2 separate regions of the Homo sapiens genome follow, and region 2 is linked to region 1. A link is an interaction called in ENCODE POLR2A ChIA-PET data of the cell type or tissue named here. Cell type or tissue: Caco-2. All regions are shown on one strand. Each heading gives the region's core, and the rest is flanking DNA. Links, peaks and the distances in the headings are about the cores only.

What was found. ChIA-PET counts read pairs that join two places held together with the same protein. Peaks named below come from ENCODE experiments on the same cell type or tissue, not always from the same donor. Only the 100,000 strongest peaks of a DNase experiment are listed, where the experiment ranks them.
Region 2: POLR2A ChIA-PET joins it to region 1 with 10 read pairs; 2 of 35 experiments call an interaction of 5 or more read pairs at or near these places.

The regions. Positions count from the first base shown.
Region 1 is chr20:47,137,513-47,141,591 of GRCh38, forward strand. The region is part of intron 9 of EYA2 (EYA transcriptional coactivator and phosphatase 2); the gene reads left to right. Among named protein-coding and RNA genes, the nearest start is that of MIR3616, 27 kb to the right of the region's middle. In Caco-2, for the core only: no CTCF peak of the experiment used is centred there; a DNase peak (open chromatin) is centred at 2,589.
Region 2 is chr20:49,007,015-49,011,093 of GRCh38, forward strand. ARFGEF2 (ARF guanine nucleotide exchange factor 2) reads left to right here. Exons shown (of 39, transcript NM_006420.3): 27 at 3,218-3,390. Among named protein-coding and RNA genes, the nearest start is that of CSE1L-DT, 37 kb to the right of the region's middle. In Caco-2, for the core only: no CTCF peak of the experiment used is centred there; no DNase peak of the experiment used is centred there.

The DNA.
Region 1 (4,079 bases), core at 1,085-3,584:
AAGCTGTCTATTTTAGGCTTTATTTGACTGGGAGAAGTTCTGGGTCAGACAGAGGGTTGCCTCCAAGCTGTCCTCTGTGACTAAAGTCAAGACACCAGGATGGAATATTTATGGTTTATAGTAGGGCTGCATTCAGCAGGCAGCCCAGGATGAAACTGATGGCTTTTGTCTTGTCCTCACTCCAGATGTATTTCACATAAATTAATACTGAGTCACCACCAAATTTTTTTTTCTTTTAGTTTCTTGCTCTCTGCAACCCTGGAAAAACATTTCCTACTTGGATAAACTATGCAGCCATAAAAAATGATGGGTTCATGTCCTTTGTAGGGACATGGATGAAATTGGAAATCATCATTCTCAGTAAACTATCGCAAGAACAAAAAACTAAACAGCGCGTATTCTCACTCATAGGTGGGAATTGAACAATGAGAACACATGGACACAGGAAGGGGAACATCACACTCTGGGGACTGTTGTGGGGTGTGGGGAGGGGGGAGGGATAGCTTTAGGAGATATACCTAATGCTAAATGACGAGTTAATGGGTGCAGCACACCAGCATGGCACATGTATACATATGTAACTAACCTGCACATTGTGCACATGTACCCTAAAACTTAAAGTATAATAATAATAAACTAAAAATTAAAAAAAAAAAAGTGTTCTGACCCAGGGCAACACTGTGTTACTTGACTCCTGAGTTAGCCTTGCTTTTCTGAGGCTATTCCAGACTTTTCTGCCTCTGTGCAACTAGTTTTTATCGTGTTTTTTGAACAGAGGTACCACCTACATAGCTTAAAACAATCTTAGGAAAATCTGAAATAATAAGAATGCTCCAAGAGTAGGTGGGTATTCTAAAGGCTCATCATATAAACATTTGGGTGTCTTCAATCTTTAGAAAAATGTTTAATTACATGATAAGTATTTGAATCCCTTCTCTTTTAAAAAATTCTAGAAGGCTGGGCATGGTGGCTCACGCCTGTAATCCTAGCACTTTGGGAGGCCGAGGTGGGTGGATCGCTTGAGCTCAGGAGTTTGAGACCAGCCTGGGCAACATGGTGAAACCCCTGTCTCTACAAAAAAAAATACAAAAAAATTAGCCAGGCGTGGTGGTGCACACCTGTAGTCCCAATTACTTGGGGGCTGAGGCAGGAGGATCACTTGAACCTGGGAGGTCGAGGCTGCAGTGAGCCAAGATTGTGCCACTCTACTCTGGGTGACAAAGTGAGACCCTGTCTCAAAAAAAAAAAAAATCTAGAATATTCTAGATAATACTGAAGTTCACTTTGACCATCACTTTTAATTCCTGTTCCTTCCTCTCTGCCTTCTAGAAGTAACTGCCTTTCTTTTTGTGTACAGCCTTTCAGATATGTATAAATATGTAAGTGCACATGGAAAATATAGTAACATTTTATGTGTCTCTAATAAACGGTAATAACATACAGTACATAGTACATAATGCAATCAGAAAACTTTTTTTCACTCCAGTGTATTTTTTGATGTGTCCCTGTTAATACATGGAGATCTGGTGCATTTCCTTCCATTGAAATTTCATTTCCCATTGTATGAATAGACCACATTTCATTTTTCAAGTCTGCTTTGAAGTGATAGCTAAATTATTCCCAATCTTTTGCTATTTACTAACAATTCTGTAATGAACATCTTCGATATGTCCCCTTGCTCATGTGTATGAGATTTTCTGTAGGATAGATAATGAAAAGTGGAATTACTGAGTATGTTGCCTGTTATTTTTAAATTGTTAATCCAAGAAATATATGCCTATAGTTTAATATTCATAGTTCTACAAAGGAATATATATGGAAAACAGCAGTCCTCAGTGACTGCCCACCACCCTTTTTTCCTGCCCAGGGGCAACAACTCTTGCTGCTGCCTTTAAAAATGTAACCTCCAAATTATTTTTATTTTATTTTATTTTTTTGGTACGGAGTTTCACTCTTGTTGCCCAGGCTGGAGTGCAGTGGCACAATCTCGGCTCACCACAACCTCCTCCTCCTGGGTTCAAGCAATTCTGCCTCAGCCTCCCGAATAGCTGGGATTACAGGCATGCGCCACCACACCCGGCTAATTTTTGTACTTTTAGTGGAGACGGGGTTTCTCCATGTTGGTCAGGCTGGTCTCGAACTCCTGACCTCAAATGATCTACCCGCCTCGGCCTCCCAAAGCACTGGATTACAGGTGTGAGCCACTGCACCCAGCCTCACTCCCAAATTTCTAAGTAACATCCTTAGGTGCTACTTCTTGATTCTTTTTTTCCCCCCATTGTAGGCATGATCTCTGGCTTCCCAAAATATACTAATTGAGCTCTCTTTTCTCACCCTTGACCCCAACACACACATGCAAACTTTCTCTTCATGTCTTCCCAGTATCAGTCAATCATAACTTGAGCTTTACCAATATGCGGTATTTGCCTTCTTACAACTATATAAATACTCTTCACAGAGAAGTCATTTGGTATGCAATAATTACTTTTCCTTCTCTGTGTGCTGGCCTGGGAGGTGACAACTTTCAGAATAAATCCTTTCAGCAAACAAGTCTGGGTGGCAGCTCCTTCTTGCTTCTTGTCCAGTACATGGAGGGTTGGTAATCAGTGATTAGGTGCACGAATTGCTCCGTCAAAGAGGAGTGTGTGATTGTGCAGAGGTGAAATGCTTTGGATATGAGTAATGCAAAACCTTTTCCCAGGTCACACACGATTCCCTCCTAGGCCCTGAGAAGTTTGTTTTCCTCATTTGCTCTTCATTTTTCACTGAGTACCCTGCCCCATCGACTTCCAGCCAGGACCAAGAGTGCTAAGCTTTGGCTCTCGGGGCCTTGATGAAGTGTTTTGCCTAATGGCTGTGTTCCTGGGCCTGATTCTTCACAGTTGTGTGTGTGAAGCTGAGATCACCAGCTGCATTTTTTTCTTTCTTTTTTTTTAAGGGTCAAAAAGGGTTTATGTCCTTAATTATTTATTTTTATAATAGAAATAATATAGCCTCCAGTGAAAAATTTAAACAGGAAAAGGACTGTATGGAGCAAGGGGACAAGGCCCCTGTCGCTCCTCTCCCAACTCAGCCCCTTTGAGTCCTCAGAAGCAGTGTTGTTCCAGAACCAGATTACCTATGTTCTAATCTCAGCATTTGTTAGCTTGTATGGCCTTGAACAAGTTGCCTAACCTTTGTATGCCTCCATTTTCTCATCTATAAAATGGGTGTTTTAGTCCATTTAGTGTTGCTATAATAGAGTACCTGAGGCTGGATAATTTATAAAGAAAAGGGGTTTATTTGACTTATGATTCTGGGGATCGGCAAGTTCAAGATTGGGTAGCTGTACCTGGTGAGGGCCTCAAGCTGCTTCCATTCATGGTGGAAAGTGGAAGGGGAGTCAACGTGTGCAAAGATCACATGGGGAGAGAGGAAGTCAACTCTTTTAACAACTCACACTCTTGGAAACTAATCTATTCCTGAGAGACTGAGAATTCACTGACTCTCATGGGAAGGCATTAATCTATTCATGACCCAAACACCTCCTACTAGGCCTTACCTCCCAACACTGCCACATTGGAGATCAAATTTCAACACGAGTTGTGACAGGAACAAACCAAATCCAAACCATAGCAATGGAAAAATAATAGTGTTCACCTCACAGAGTTTGGTGGGGATTAAATGAGTTAATACTTATAAAGTGGCACAGAGAAAGCACTTCATAGATATTAGCCAGGAATATTAGCCAGGAATATTATTAACAGTGTGTTTTATATCCTCCTAGACTAGTGGTTCTTAACCTTGACTGCATATTGAAATCTAGACTAGTGGTTCTTAACCTTGACTGCATATTGAAATCACCTGGGGAGCTTTAAACTTCTTGGTGCCTGGACCCTGCTGTCAGCAATTCTGATTTTATTGGTCTGGAGAGCAGCCTGGGCATCAGGATTTTTAAAGGCTTCTCAGAGCATCACAATATGTATCCAGGGGTGGAAACCATTGTGCTGCATATTTTCCATGTGTATCGGTTAGGATAGGTAAGGGCATGCTGCAGTAACAAACATCCCCAAAATCTCATCTACTTCTCATTTATGATA
Region 2 (4,079 bases), core at 784-3,283, 1.9 Mb after region 1:
ATCTGACATTTTAAAGGATCACCCTGCATTTATCCATGGAAAATGAGGACCATTAGGATGAGGTAGGAGGCCATTGTAGTTGTCCAGGTTTGGACCAAGGTGGGAGCAGTGGCAGTGATGGATTAGATTCTGTGCACATTTGGAAAGGGAATCTTACACCATGTGCTGATGAATTGGCCATGGAGCATAAAGGAAGAGATGTCAAGGATGACTTTTGGACCTAATTCCTCTTGTCTGCTATTCCCCTAAAAAGTGTACTTCAGATCAGCCTGGATCTTTTTTTTTTTTTTTTGAGACGGAGTTTTGCTCTTTTTGCCGAGGCTGGAGTGTAATGGTATGATCTCAGCTTACTGCAACCTTTGCCTCTTTGGTTCAAACAATTCTCCTGCCTCAGCCTCCCAAGTAGCTGGGATTACAGGCATGCACCACCATGCCCAGCTAATTTTGTATTTTTGGTAGAGATGGGGTTTCACCATGCTGGTCAGGCTGGTCTCAAACCCCTGACCTCAAGTGATCCACCTGCCTTGGCCTCCCAAAGTGCTGGGATTACAGGCGTGAGCCGCCACACCTGGTGTTGCTTTTTTTTTTTTTTTTTTTTTTTTAAGAAAATGGGAGCTCCCAAGCTGGATGCCAGAGCAGGCTGTTAGGGTAGTGAATAAAAGGGTACCAGAAAAGTTTCCTTGACATGTCTCTCTTTCTCCTAGTGTCTGTATGTCTGCTTTATTGCTCATTTTAAGAGAACCAAAATTAAACCCAGAGTCTGGCATCACCCTTTACTTTAGCAAATACACAAAAGTATTTTCCTACCTTTAGGAACACCATTGAGAGTGCCTGAGGAGACTGAGTCCTCACATGGCCAAGCCACGTGTGCAAGCCTAATTGCACGGAAGCCCTCAACTCCTAACTCCAGGCCTTCCCTGCCTATCCTATTCCCATTTGAAAAGGGGCAGAGTGAGTTTAGAATCACATGTTGCCAGGCACTCTCAGATACTGTTGGTGGAACTGTAACTTAACTGTAACATTTCTAAAAGCATTTTGGTGATAAGTGTCAAGAATCCTGATATTTTTATGCCCCTTTGACTCAGTAATTCCACACTTCTGTAATTCTCCAAAGCAGTTAATGTGAAATATAGTAAAGCGTTATATGTCACAGAAAATAGTTTTCTAGAAAAAAACAAACTATCTAAATAAACAAGTGTTAAAGTAAATGTTGGTACCGGTACAACATGGGATATTGTTTTGCTGTTAAAAATGTTCACAATGTTTGGCCGGGTGTGGTGGCTCACACCTGTAATCCCAGCACTTTGGGAGGTCGAGGCAGGCGGATCACCTGAAGTCAGGAATTCGAGACCAGCCTGGCCAACATGCTGAAACCCCGTCTCTACTAAAAATACAAAAATTAGCCGGGTGTGGTGGTGTATGCCTGTAGTCCCAGCTACTCAGGAGGCTGAGGTAGGAGAATCACTTGAACCTGGGAGGTGGAGGTTGCAGTGAGCCAAGATCGCACCACTGCACTCCAGCCTGAATGACGAGAGAAACTCCATCTCAAAAAAAAAAAAGTTCACAATGTTTATAATGTGGGAAATGACTAATACTTTAGAGAAATGGACAGGTTATAGAATTGGACAGACAATATAATAGAGATAGTGAAACGTGTATCTCTCCATATGAAATACCATATATCATGTAAAGGTTTTTTTTTTTTTTTTTTTTTGAGATGTCTTGCCCTGTCGCCCAGGCTGGAGTACAGTGGTGCAATCTCGGCTCACTACAATCTCTGCCTCCCAGGTTCAAACTATTTTCCTCCCTCAGCCTCCCAAGTACCTGGAATCACAGGCGTGCATCACTATGTCCAGCTAATTTTTGTATTTTTAGTAGAGACGGGGTTTCACCGTGTTGGCCAGGCTGGTCTTGAACTCCTGACCTCAAGTGATCCACCTGCTTCGGCCTCCCGAAGTGCTGGGATTACAGGTGTGAACCACCATGCACAGGTAAATTTTTTTTTATCATACTTTTTCTGTATTTTCCAAAACTTTTACTATCATCATATCTTTCTTTTAACAATCAGGCAAAAAAACATTATAATAAATATAGTTTTGTCAACAAGTTGCTTTATTCTCCATGGGGAGACAACCATGAATTCATTTTTATTATATATTGGAAGTTACTTATGTTGTGTAGTCAGTCCTTTGTTATCTGCAGGTGACATGTTTACTTTGTGAACTTTCAGCTAATTTTTAACTGTTTTGACTTTCTCCTTGCCTTCTCTAAATGGCCTTTCCTGTTATTGGTTAGTGTGAGCCTGGAAGACAAACATGAATGTCATTCTAAGCCAGATAAAATTTGAAAGTCATGAGCCTGGGAGGCAGAGGTTGCAATGAGTCGAGGTCGCTCTACTGCATTCCAGCCTGGGCAACAGAGCAAGACCTTGTTTCAAAAAAAAAAAAAAAATTGAAAGTCAAACCTGTAGTCCCAAGGCCACTGTACTGACTTTTAAAGATAGTACTATCGAAGCAGTAGGCTTATATAGCTTTCCTTCTTGCTATTTGTGAGATAATAAGGTTCCTCCATAATTGTATGTCTTAACAGGTTGAGAGACAATTGCAGCTGTTCCAGAAAATCAGCCATTTTCTCTGTCTTCAGGTTTTACTTTATAATAATTTAGGTAAACATTGCACCTTAAACTATATATGTATACTCCAATCCACATATATGTGTTTATCACATAGGTATATCCCTACCCAAAAATCTTAAGAAGATACACACAAGAATTTAGTAATGATTATCTCTAGGTGGCAGAATTATATTATTTGAAATGTTTTTGGCCAGAAAAACTGACCAGCAGTGACTTAAACCACAAGGCTATTTATTGTTTTCGTAACAAGAAAGAAGTCAGAGGCAAGCATTCAACTTTGGTTCCATGGCCTGGATAGGGACCATTTATTTGAGACCCAGGCTTTTTCCTTTTGTTCTTCCATTCAGAGGGTCAGCTTCTCAACCTTGAGTTTATTGTTTCGTGATTGCAGGATGGTGGTTGTAGCTCTATGCAGCATGCTAGGTTTGGAATGGAAGTGAGAGGAAACGGGGCAGAGCCCAAATGTGGATTGCTGTGTGCTATAAGAAATGTTTAAGTGCTGCTTCTAAGGGATGAGCTATGTTCATTTCTCTTCCCATTCTCCAAAGTACAGACGATATGGCCGTCCCATTCTTTCCTCAGGTCTCCCACCATCCGGGACATGGCGATCCGCTGCATTGCCCAGATGGTGAACTCCCAGGCGGCCAACATCCGCTCAGGTTGGAAGAACATCTTTGCCGTGTTCCACCAGGCAGCCTCTGATCATGATGGGAACATTGTGGAGCTGGCCTTCCAGACCACTTGCCACATTGTCAGTAAGTGGCTCTGTTCCCTCCCTACTAATGTCCCACCTGCAAGTCTAGAAGAGTGTCACTTGCTGTCTATTTTACTACCTACAGGGGCTTCCCTACCTTGGCTCTACTGTGATATAGTAATGTGCCAGGCCGTGTTGTAAGCGCTTGATGAGTATTAATCTTGATCTTAACTCTGTTTTGACTTTCTCCTTGCCTTCTCTAAATGGCCTTTCCTGTTATCAGTCAGTTGGGGTCCAGCAGATAAACGTGAATGTTATTTCAAGCCAGATGAAATTTGAAAGTCAAATCAATCCCAAGGCCACTCTAATGACTATGAAAGAATTACAGTCAATCCTCATTATTGGTGGATTCCGTGTGTATACTCACTAAAATGTATATACATTAATAACTCCACAACCAGTACTCATGGTGCTTTTGTGGTCATTTGCCAACATGTGCATGCACAGAAGAGCAAAAACTTGAGTCACCCAAGGCGCACGTTCCCAGTTGTGGTGGAAGAAGGTGGCACCCTGCCTTCTTGTTTGAGCTGTCATGACATAAACAAGTGTGCTTAATGTGGCCTATCGAGTGCCATGTTTTTTTACATTTTCGTGCTTTTTGTTGGTGATTTCACTGTTTAAAATGCCCCCCCAAGCATAGTGCTGAATGCTGGGTAGTATTCTACGTGCAGAAAGGCTGTGATGTGTCTT